Regions from separate parts of the Homo sapiens genome. Here region 1 is linked to region 2. Evidence: chromatin contacts called from ENCODE Hi-C data. All regions are on one chromosome and are shown on one strand. The core of a region is the stretch at or near the end of the contact, and the rest is flanking DNA. Distances in the headings are between cores, read along the strand shown.

Evidence for each region. Hi-C counts contacts between places; a loop is a spot of excess contacts on that map. Pooled maps may share reads with other maps.
Region 1: a pooled map shows a loop between it and region 2 (5-fold over the local background). The contact joins two enhancer-like sites. A Hi-C loop is called at or near these places in 5 of 37 single-sample maps with no recorded cell type and 3 of 50 pooled maps.

What each region holds. Positions count from the first base shown.
Region 1 is chr5:89,269,456-89,273,927 of GRCh38, forward strand. The region is part of intron 7 of MEF2C-AS1 (MEF2C antisense RNA 1); the gene reads left to right. Among named protein-coding and RNA genes, the nearest start is that of LINC02161, 310 kb to the right of the region's middle. RefSeq lists enhancers at 2,285-2,424, 2,455-2,504. Within about 2 kb of position 2,101, at least 2 of the 41 ENCODE cell types and tissues checked have a DNase peak (open chromatin) inside an H3K27ac peak, as active enhancers do.
Region 2 is chr5:90,018,780-90,023,112 of GRCh38, forward strand. No RefSeq gene overlaps it. Among named protein-coding and RNA genes, the nearest start is that of MIR3660, 4.2 kb to the left of the region's middle. Within about 2 kb of position 2,417, at least 7 of the 41 ENCODE cell types and tissues checked have a DNase peak (open chromatin) inside an H3K27ac peak, as active enhancers do.

The sequences.
Region 1 (4,472 bases), core at 851-3,350, 750 kb before region 2:
TAAAACATTTTTATATACATTGTATTACTCTCTTGCCACAAGAATCATGGATTATCAACCAGGTTTGAGTACTAATTTTCTTCACGGTAAAGTGAATGATCTCTAGGAGACTTCAAAGCCTGAAATTCTGTGATATTTATGTTGCTAATTTTATGCATTTACACGATATTGTGAGTTCATTATTTTAGAATAGTTCCCTGTGTTCTATCTGACTGAGGACCATCCTAGCAGAGATGAGCGCCCAATAACTTCTCCTGGGGGTGGTGGGTGCTGGCAGGAGGCCTCGGGCATGGAAACTCGACAAGGAATGAACTAGACTCACTCTCAGTAACGGGGTCAGGAGCAAAGGGTAAATGAAGGTAAAGTTTGAGGTGAGCGAGCTCCCCGGGGTGTGAGGGAGGTTCTAAAATATCAAGTTCAAAGGATCAGGCAGAGCAAGAATTAGACTCAAAGAAAAATGCTGGCTAGACAGATTAAAGAGGTTGAGGAGGCAGAACCTAGAAAGGCTACCCTGAAGAAACAATATTTCTTTGTATGGGATGATAGAGGTAAAGCCCAAGAACCATTAGAGTGAAAAACCGAAAGAAGAAAATCATTTTAAAAAAGATAGCTTTCCCTGCCTTAATCCCATCAGTGGTTAAACAATGAAAATAAAGAGAAAATGCAGCCCTACTCTAAAACTTCACCTCCTCCGCTTTCCCAACCAACAGCCCACTCTTTGAGAAAACAGAGTGTTCATCAAATAGAAAAACATCTTGATGATTGCCAGATAGAAAAACAAATATTTAGGGATTGAATTTGAGATTTTTCTTTATATTTCACTCAACATCTTGAGACCTTCTTTGTCCATATCAAAAGTAAGTTTCTAAGTCCAATTATTAAGTAGATCTAAAAATCTCTCTTCTGTTGAGATGTATACAGTTAGTAAAGATTCCCAGGAAGTTTGTACTGAGACTTTGGCGCGCACGCCAGCATGCGCGCGCGCGCACACACACACACACACACACACACACACACACACGAGGGTATAAGGGTGCAGGAGTAAATGGTGAGCCCTTCTAGGAGATTAGTGTGTGGCTGGGACCCTTTTTAACATCTTTTACTTTGGGCCCATTCTTTCAACTCATTTTTACCACCATGTATCAAGTTTGTGCCTGAGTCACTCCAAGCTTGCCCATCTGTGGGGGCAGCAGATTGTTCCAGGTGAGTTGAAGATACAAGGAATAAGTGTATGCATAAATAATGTGCAAAGGAAGCTGCTAAAACCCTGTTTCTAGAATTTTCTACTTCTATTTTTGTGTCTTTTTTGCCCCTACACACAATTAGTAGTGGTGTTTCGAACTCATCCAAAATTTGATTTTGCATGTTTTCTTGTTTACTTTTTAGTCCTTTACTGAAAGGTTTCTAAGTAGCTAGGTGTTTTTTCTAGTCTGCCATATTCCAGAGTTTTCACACCAGTAAGTCTGCTTACAGACCTTTTTGCTGTGCTGTTGTTGTTGTTTTCTTTTCCCCAACAAATTTATGACATTAGGTCACACTTTATTCGAGAAGCTTTATTTTCCATCTGCTCTCCGTTTTTGCTCTATTATTAGGCTATGCTTCTGGTATTCTGATCCCCCTTCATTTTCAGAACTCTTGTTGACGTCAGTGGGGAACCTAGGCAGAGGAGAGTGTAATGCTGAGCTTGGCTTCACAGTCCATTTTGGGAAAAGCGTCTGACCTCCTTGAGATGGAACTTCCGTTGGGTGGACCCCTGCTCATTTTCTACAGACAGTGGAGCCTATGCATAGTATTTAATGCAACCACCAGTACAGGATGATATACTTGCTCTACCACCCAAATATATTGACTTTCTGTTAAAAGGCTTTTAACATAAATTTTAAGAGATTAACAAAATACATCATAGGCTATTGCTGAGAATGCAGGGTTTTTAACTACGTTTCTCCTACATTGATTTTAGTTCATATATTTTAACCACCGCCTTATTTTACTGTACCTTTTAATTTGTTATTCATTTGTTTGAAACCAGAACTCTGCCAAGGCACTCTGGACCCACAGGAACTGAAATAGTTTGCCTTCATTATCTGGTAGACCTGCTCGAGTCTGTAGCCCCTGACAGAAACCACAAGACTGTACAAACTGGCAACTGTGGGTTTGTCTGTTCTCTATTGATTCTATTTCTGGAAAAAAACATGAACCAATGGGTGAGCCATGTGACTGTACAACTGACCCAAAGCTACCATCAGAAGTGGGATGGAGACCTTTATAGACAGGTCATGATGGGATCTCAACACTTTCCTGTCTGCTTCTTAAGAATGGCTTTCAGTAGCTTTGACTTGAAACTTAACTCCTTGTGTTCTGAAGTATGAAACTGGAGGAGAATCTTCATATTCTATAGCTTGTTATTTAATTTGGGAGACCATAAGTCAAAATGTTCCAAACATCTAATAAAATGTATAATAAAGACCAGATATAAGTTAACTTACAAAATAGCTTACTTCTTTCCTCCATGTGAATTGCAAAGCAACTCCATCAGAAGACTTGAACACACACACACACACACACACACACACACACACACACGTACTTTTCAGACTATGAAACTGCAACTGCTGTAGTGTTTCCTTTTCTTGAGCTTTGGTATTTGCGCTCAGTACTGATCCTTAAGTAAATAGAATGTAGGACTTCTATGTAATCAGGCCAAATGTAAGAGTTCTGGTCTTGGCTCCAATATGCTATGTGTCTTTGGTCTTCTCTCTTCTTCTCCATTAAATGTCAAATGACTAAACGATCCCCAATGTCTGTTCTAATTCTAAGAATCAAAGTGATTAAGAGTCTTTGATAGCACCAGAGAGATCTAGGTAGTAGAGAACACAGGTATGAGAGAACACATCCTATTAAACACACACGTGCATGGGTGCATGCACACACACACACACACACACACACACACACACACTCAACAGAAAAACCAAAATAGCTCCCCTCTCTTCCTCCCCCAATAATGACAATGCAGCCATCTGTTGGACGTTCCATTTTACTTAGCAGCTGTTCTCAGATACAGAAATCTGCATTCCTCCGGCTTGTGCTGGTATGCAGGCAGCATGTGTGGGTACTAGCATTTGACTCTCCCACCCAAAGGAATGGCTTTCATTGAATAAAAGTGATTGCAGAGGTTTCTTATTTCCCCATCACACAAATGCCTTTTTTTTTTCTGATAATAGGCATTTGAAGCCATCTCTGCTACTCTGTGTATTAAAATATACCCTGTTAGAGATATTCATATCAAGCAATCATCTAAAATTGAAGAGGACAACCAGGAAAGGCTTCAGTGAAACTCTTGCCTTGCCAGAAACTTCTACTTTGAAGGAAAGTGGGAGAGGTTGGAATATAAAGTTCCATTCTACTTTTATTTTGTCCACACCCCCAGCATTGCACTTAAGCACTGAGGAATAAGTATTGTTCAAAAAGAAACTAGGAGGCTTTCAAATGTAGCATTAATCTTAACACCAAACTAAATGAAAATATATAAGAGAAATATCCAAAGGGGATATGGAAGTAAAATCTTTTAAATATTCCATGTTCCTGCTGCTCCCAGACCGAACCTCTTCTACAGGCTGAAATTTTGTCTTCTGTGTGGTATATTATATAAAGTGGTATATCATTTAAAAAAAGAAGCAATTGAGTTGGGGGTTGGGAGGAGCTGCAGTTATAAACAACAACAAGAAAGTGTCCTACAGGCTCTGTAGACGAGAACCTTGGGTATAAAATTGGATCTGCTTTTGAGTACATAATTTAGGACATTTGTTACAAGATTACTGTGGTTTTCTATAAATGTTAGTTTGCTGTATTATTTTCCATGAACTAGTTTTCCAAAATGCAGAATATTTTGCCCCCAAAACATGGAAGCACTAAAGCTCGATGAGGCACTGATTCATGGGGTGTCACCCAGAAACAGCTGGTCAGCCATCTGCAGCCCCAGAGTCCTCTTATTTTTACTTTATTCAGCTAATTCTTTATGTAGAGGGGGAAGAAGATGCATAAATCCTGGGAGAAGAGCATGGCTCGTTTAAGAAAATGATGACTAACGCCTGCCCGAGACTGATATCTGGTGGCCTGATGCGCTGATTTGGAGGGGTCCGTTTCCTATGTGCATTAGGCTTTCAACTCTCTACTACGTGTGCATTATTTTCTGTGTATCCTGTTCTTTTGGAAAAGGAAAGAAATGATGATATGCCATTGATTGTTGCATGGGAATGGTTCCAGATTAGAGCACCCTTGAGAACCATAACCGGTCTTTTCAAAGCAAGCAGAAGAGCCTGTAGTATCAAGGACGAGCCTGGAAGTTAGACCTGTATGTTTGTCCATGGGTCCCTCATGTGCTTCTAAATTAGACCTTGTAACTGCCATGGATTCTGCGGTCAGAAAATGTTGGAGGTAAAGGCAGTATTTGACACAAACTAAAAGATATA
Region 2 (4,333 bases), core at 1,167-3,666:
TCTAAATGGGCTGCCCTATCATCTCCCACTAAAGTTTAGTGGAAGCATCTGAAAACTTAGCACCATTTTTCTGTTTGAAAGTGTTGCAAGAACCACAATGAGGAGCCAATTGACAATGCTGCTAGAAGTTTGGAGACTTAAGGGAGAGAAAGAACGTGACCTAGGCAGCACTGTAAATATTGTGATGAAACGTAATAATTTAATGAGGTCTGTTTTACCATTTTGGACATCTATATTTAAGATTATTTTTAATATGTGAAAGTTCTTAACATTAATTTAAACCATTTGGAATTTTTTTTGCTACCAAATATATGGAGTCTAAAGTAAAAGAATATAAGTGGAACAATATATAATTTGTCTAATACATAGACAAGTATAATGTATTTGTTGACAAAATACATTAGTATTTTATGTTGGGCAGTATGTACAAATTTTACGTACATCAAACTCATAATGAACCTATGAGATAGGTACCATGATTATTTCTGTTTCACAGAGGAACCTGAGGAATGGAGAGATTAAATAATTTTCTGATAATTATATGACTTGTAATCATTTAAAATCTCATCAGAAAAAAAACTGTTTAGCTATAATAAAAACAAGAACTCTTTCGGGATCTTGATTTGGAATTCTAAATCAGTAACACCTCCCTTGAAAGCAATTTAGCAATATCATTTTTTAACTAAAATTTTCATACCTTTGACCCCAAATTTTATTTCTAGGAGATTAACATAAAGAAATCATCTAAAATTAGACAAAGATGTATATATATAAATGTTCTCTTTAGCATCATGTATAGTAAGAAATAATGAGGAATTAAAATTAAAGATACGTTATTATATCGGAATGGTGAGCAAATATATATGTTAGAGTGAAATACAGCCATTACAAGTTTTGTTTTACATTTTGCCTAATATTATAATATAAAATCATTGAACATATAAAAATGCATATTTTTAAAAAGACTGGAAAAATATGTTAAAACGGTAATAATTGCTTGAGATTATGGCCATACAGGTGGGAAAGTTCTATATGCAGCTGAAGGTATGAAGTTGGAACTGGGTAGTAAGTAAGACGTATCTGAAACTCAATATAATGATGAAATCATGAAAATAATGATGAAAGTCAAAGTAAATCATTCAGGATTAGATGAGATGGTAGTATGCTTTTTTTTTTTCCAACGTTGTGAAGATTCCCTGGACTTTTGAAATCTTCTAAGTTTGTGTTGCATTTATAATAAAATGATTTTAAAATGGGGGATCGGCCGGGCGTGGTGGCTCATGCCTGTAATCCTGGCACTTTGGAAGGCCGAGGTGGGTGGATCACTTGAGATCAGGAGTTTGAGACAAGCCTGGCCAACATGGTAAAACCCCATCTCTACTAAAAATACAAAATTTAACCAGGGATGGTGGAGTGGCGCCTATAATCCCAGCTACTCGGGAGGCTAAGCAGGAGAATCACTTGAACTCCAGAGGTGGAGGTTGCAGTGAGATGAGATCGCACCACTGCACTCCAACCTGGGCAACAGAGTGAGACTCTGCCTCAAAATAAACAAATAAATAACAACAAATGAGGGCATTGAAAACTGAAGATGTTGAAGAAGGATTTCAGGTTCTTAAAATATCAATGAGATTCATATGAGAAAAGAGGGTGAGGGCAATCCAGGGCCAGTAGCAGAATGAGTAAAAGCTTGCAGTAGCAAATGTGCAAGTTGCATCTGTGAGCAAATGTCCGAATTTCATGAAATTCAGGATTCCCTATATAAAGATAGAAAATAAATTTTATCTATTTGTGTAAATCCAATTATTGTGGCATTTTATGCCATCTTTGGAGTCTAAATCTTATCCAGTAATAATCATGGGTCCATATAGGCTTTTGAGCCAAAGACTAGCATGTAAAACCGGCCTTGCAGGAAGATAGATGGAGTAGCAGTAGGTAGAAGACACAGGAGCCATAGAAGACTGAGAGAAGTAGCACTCTGCCATAGTTTTCAACACATATGATGATTAATTTTGAAACTACAGTAGTTAATGCATGATGTTGAATGTACAGCCCACCATCATGGTCTGGCAAAGAATGTAAGACTCCAGAGAAACAACTGGATTTGATGCAAATAAATGTATGAAATGAAAATGATGAAAGAAGAATAAGCATTTTGGAGACTCTGAGTTCCAGTGAATTGAATGGTATCATCTACTTTTAAAATAAATAAATAAATAAATAAATAAATAAATAAATAAATAAAGGCAGCGGAGAGAGAGAGAGAGAGAGAAAGTCACAGCTTATTTGAGATGAAAATGATCTCAAATTTTAATATGTTTAGTTTGAGGAGATAGTGCACAAAGGGAGTAAGTCCCAAAAGCAGCTGAGATATATAGAATTTTGAAGCTGGGGTAAACGAAACAAAAGTTTCTCTTATGACTCAAACGAACTCGCTGAGCCAGGAAAAGGAGAAAAAACAAAAAAAAACAATCAACTTTGCCTGGTACCATCAGAGGGTGTTAGCAGTTACTCATTTTAAGTGTCACTTTGCAAACAGACTTAAACCAACCTTTTGGAACCTAACCAAAGCATAAATAGAAGAAGTTCTGTAAAGAGGAGGGCTATCAACATGGAAGTGAAAGTCAAAACCATGAGTCACAGTTGATTCAGGGAAAGCATACAAAAGAGAAAGAGAAATGGCCAAGAATTAAACTCTGGGAACATTCACAGATAAGAAAAATATAAGGAAGAATTTAATTTCAAAATACAGTTTCTTTAACTACCCAAAACTCAGAGACATGAGGCCAAATTTGGTCAGATCAAATGTGGAAAACCCACACTGAAACACTGGAAAGAAAAAGCCGGAGAAAAACCAAAACAAATCTTTTAAATCAGAATTTGGAGTACGTTGTTTACTGGAAATCAAGAAACTCTCAAAATCAACCAGTATATGACTGTATGTCACAGAAGAAATTTATTACTAAAACAAAAATTCTCTGGGGAAAATAAAAAGCAGATACATTTTAGTTTCAAATTCAATTACAAAGATATTAAGACTAAAAAATATATTTACCTGTGGAGTAGCCCAATTAGCTGAATTAACCTGTAATATTAAATTTGAAATGATTATATTTTTCTTCAAAAATCACATATGTAAATAAAAATACATTAAAAATAATAAATAAGTCCAAAGTTTAAATGCTTTTATATGTATTTTTTTCAGATGGTAAATATAGTGAACTGCTTTCTCTGTAAATGTTCCTCCTCTATCCATCATGTCAGAAAGATCCACTATACTCTTTCTCATAGACTCTCACATTTATGGATTCTCAAGAACAATTTCACTTTCACTGGAATTAAAGCAAGTATGTTCTTTTTCCTGATGGCCAAATCCCAAGAGATTTAGTTAAATTGAAGTTGGGCAAAGGTACTAAGTCTCAAGAGCACTTATTGGGAATCTGTGGGTGTGTCTTGTCACCAGGGTTACAGTAAAACATGTTTCCAAGCTTGGAGGTAAGCAAAAGTGGCTCTAAAAACAATTATAAGTTTTAAACTTGCTTTAATGTGGTAACCAAAAAGAGTAAGGCTACTTTAACGTATTTTTATTTGAATTTAACAATTGCCCACATTTTTCTGTACTTTTTTCAAATCATATTTTCAAGAAATAAAGCAATGAAGATAAATTTAAAGTCCTTCATATCTACCTCCACCCCACTTTCACTCTTTTCCTCCCTAAAGGCAAACTTCAGAAACTAAATAAATATTCAGCCTCACCAGTAACCAGGGAAGTACAAATTAAAACCATGAGATACCATTTCACATGCATCAGATTGCCCAGCATTTATAAAGCCTGACAATGTCAGGCTCTGGTGAGTCTGTGAGAAAACAGGGATCCTCTATCCATATGATGGGAATATAAACTTGGAACTATCACTTTGGGGATAAATTTGCCAGTATCTTGTAAATGTAGAATGTGTTTACTCAATGGCAGGGCAATTCCACAGATAGATTGAGAAAATATTCTTTCCTTCTTCTGGGCATATAGAAGGATTAAACTCCTAGTCCCCATGTCTTTGGGTGGGACTAGTTCTAGCCAATAATTTACAGTCAAACAATGTTGTCATGTGTTGCTGGATATGTAATTGCCAGTGTAAGACTCTCAAGCTCCATCTTGCCTTGTGAAGATGATCTTGGAAGCATATGCTAATGTGTAGGGGACACAAAATCAAGTCAGCCTCAGAATGCTGAGCCACATACATGGTCAGGAGCTGTCCTCAAGGATCATCTGAACCTGTTAACAGATTTTATGTGAGAAAGATAAAAAATTTCTCTTGTGTTAGGCCACTGAGGT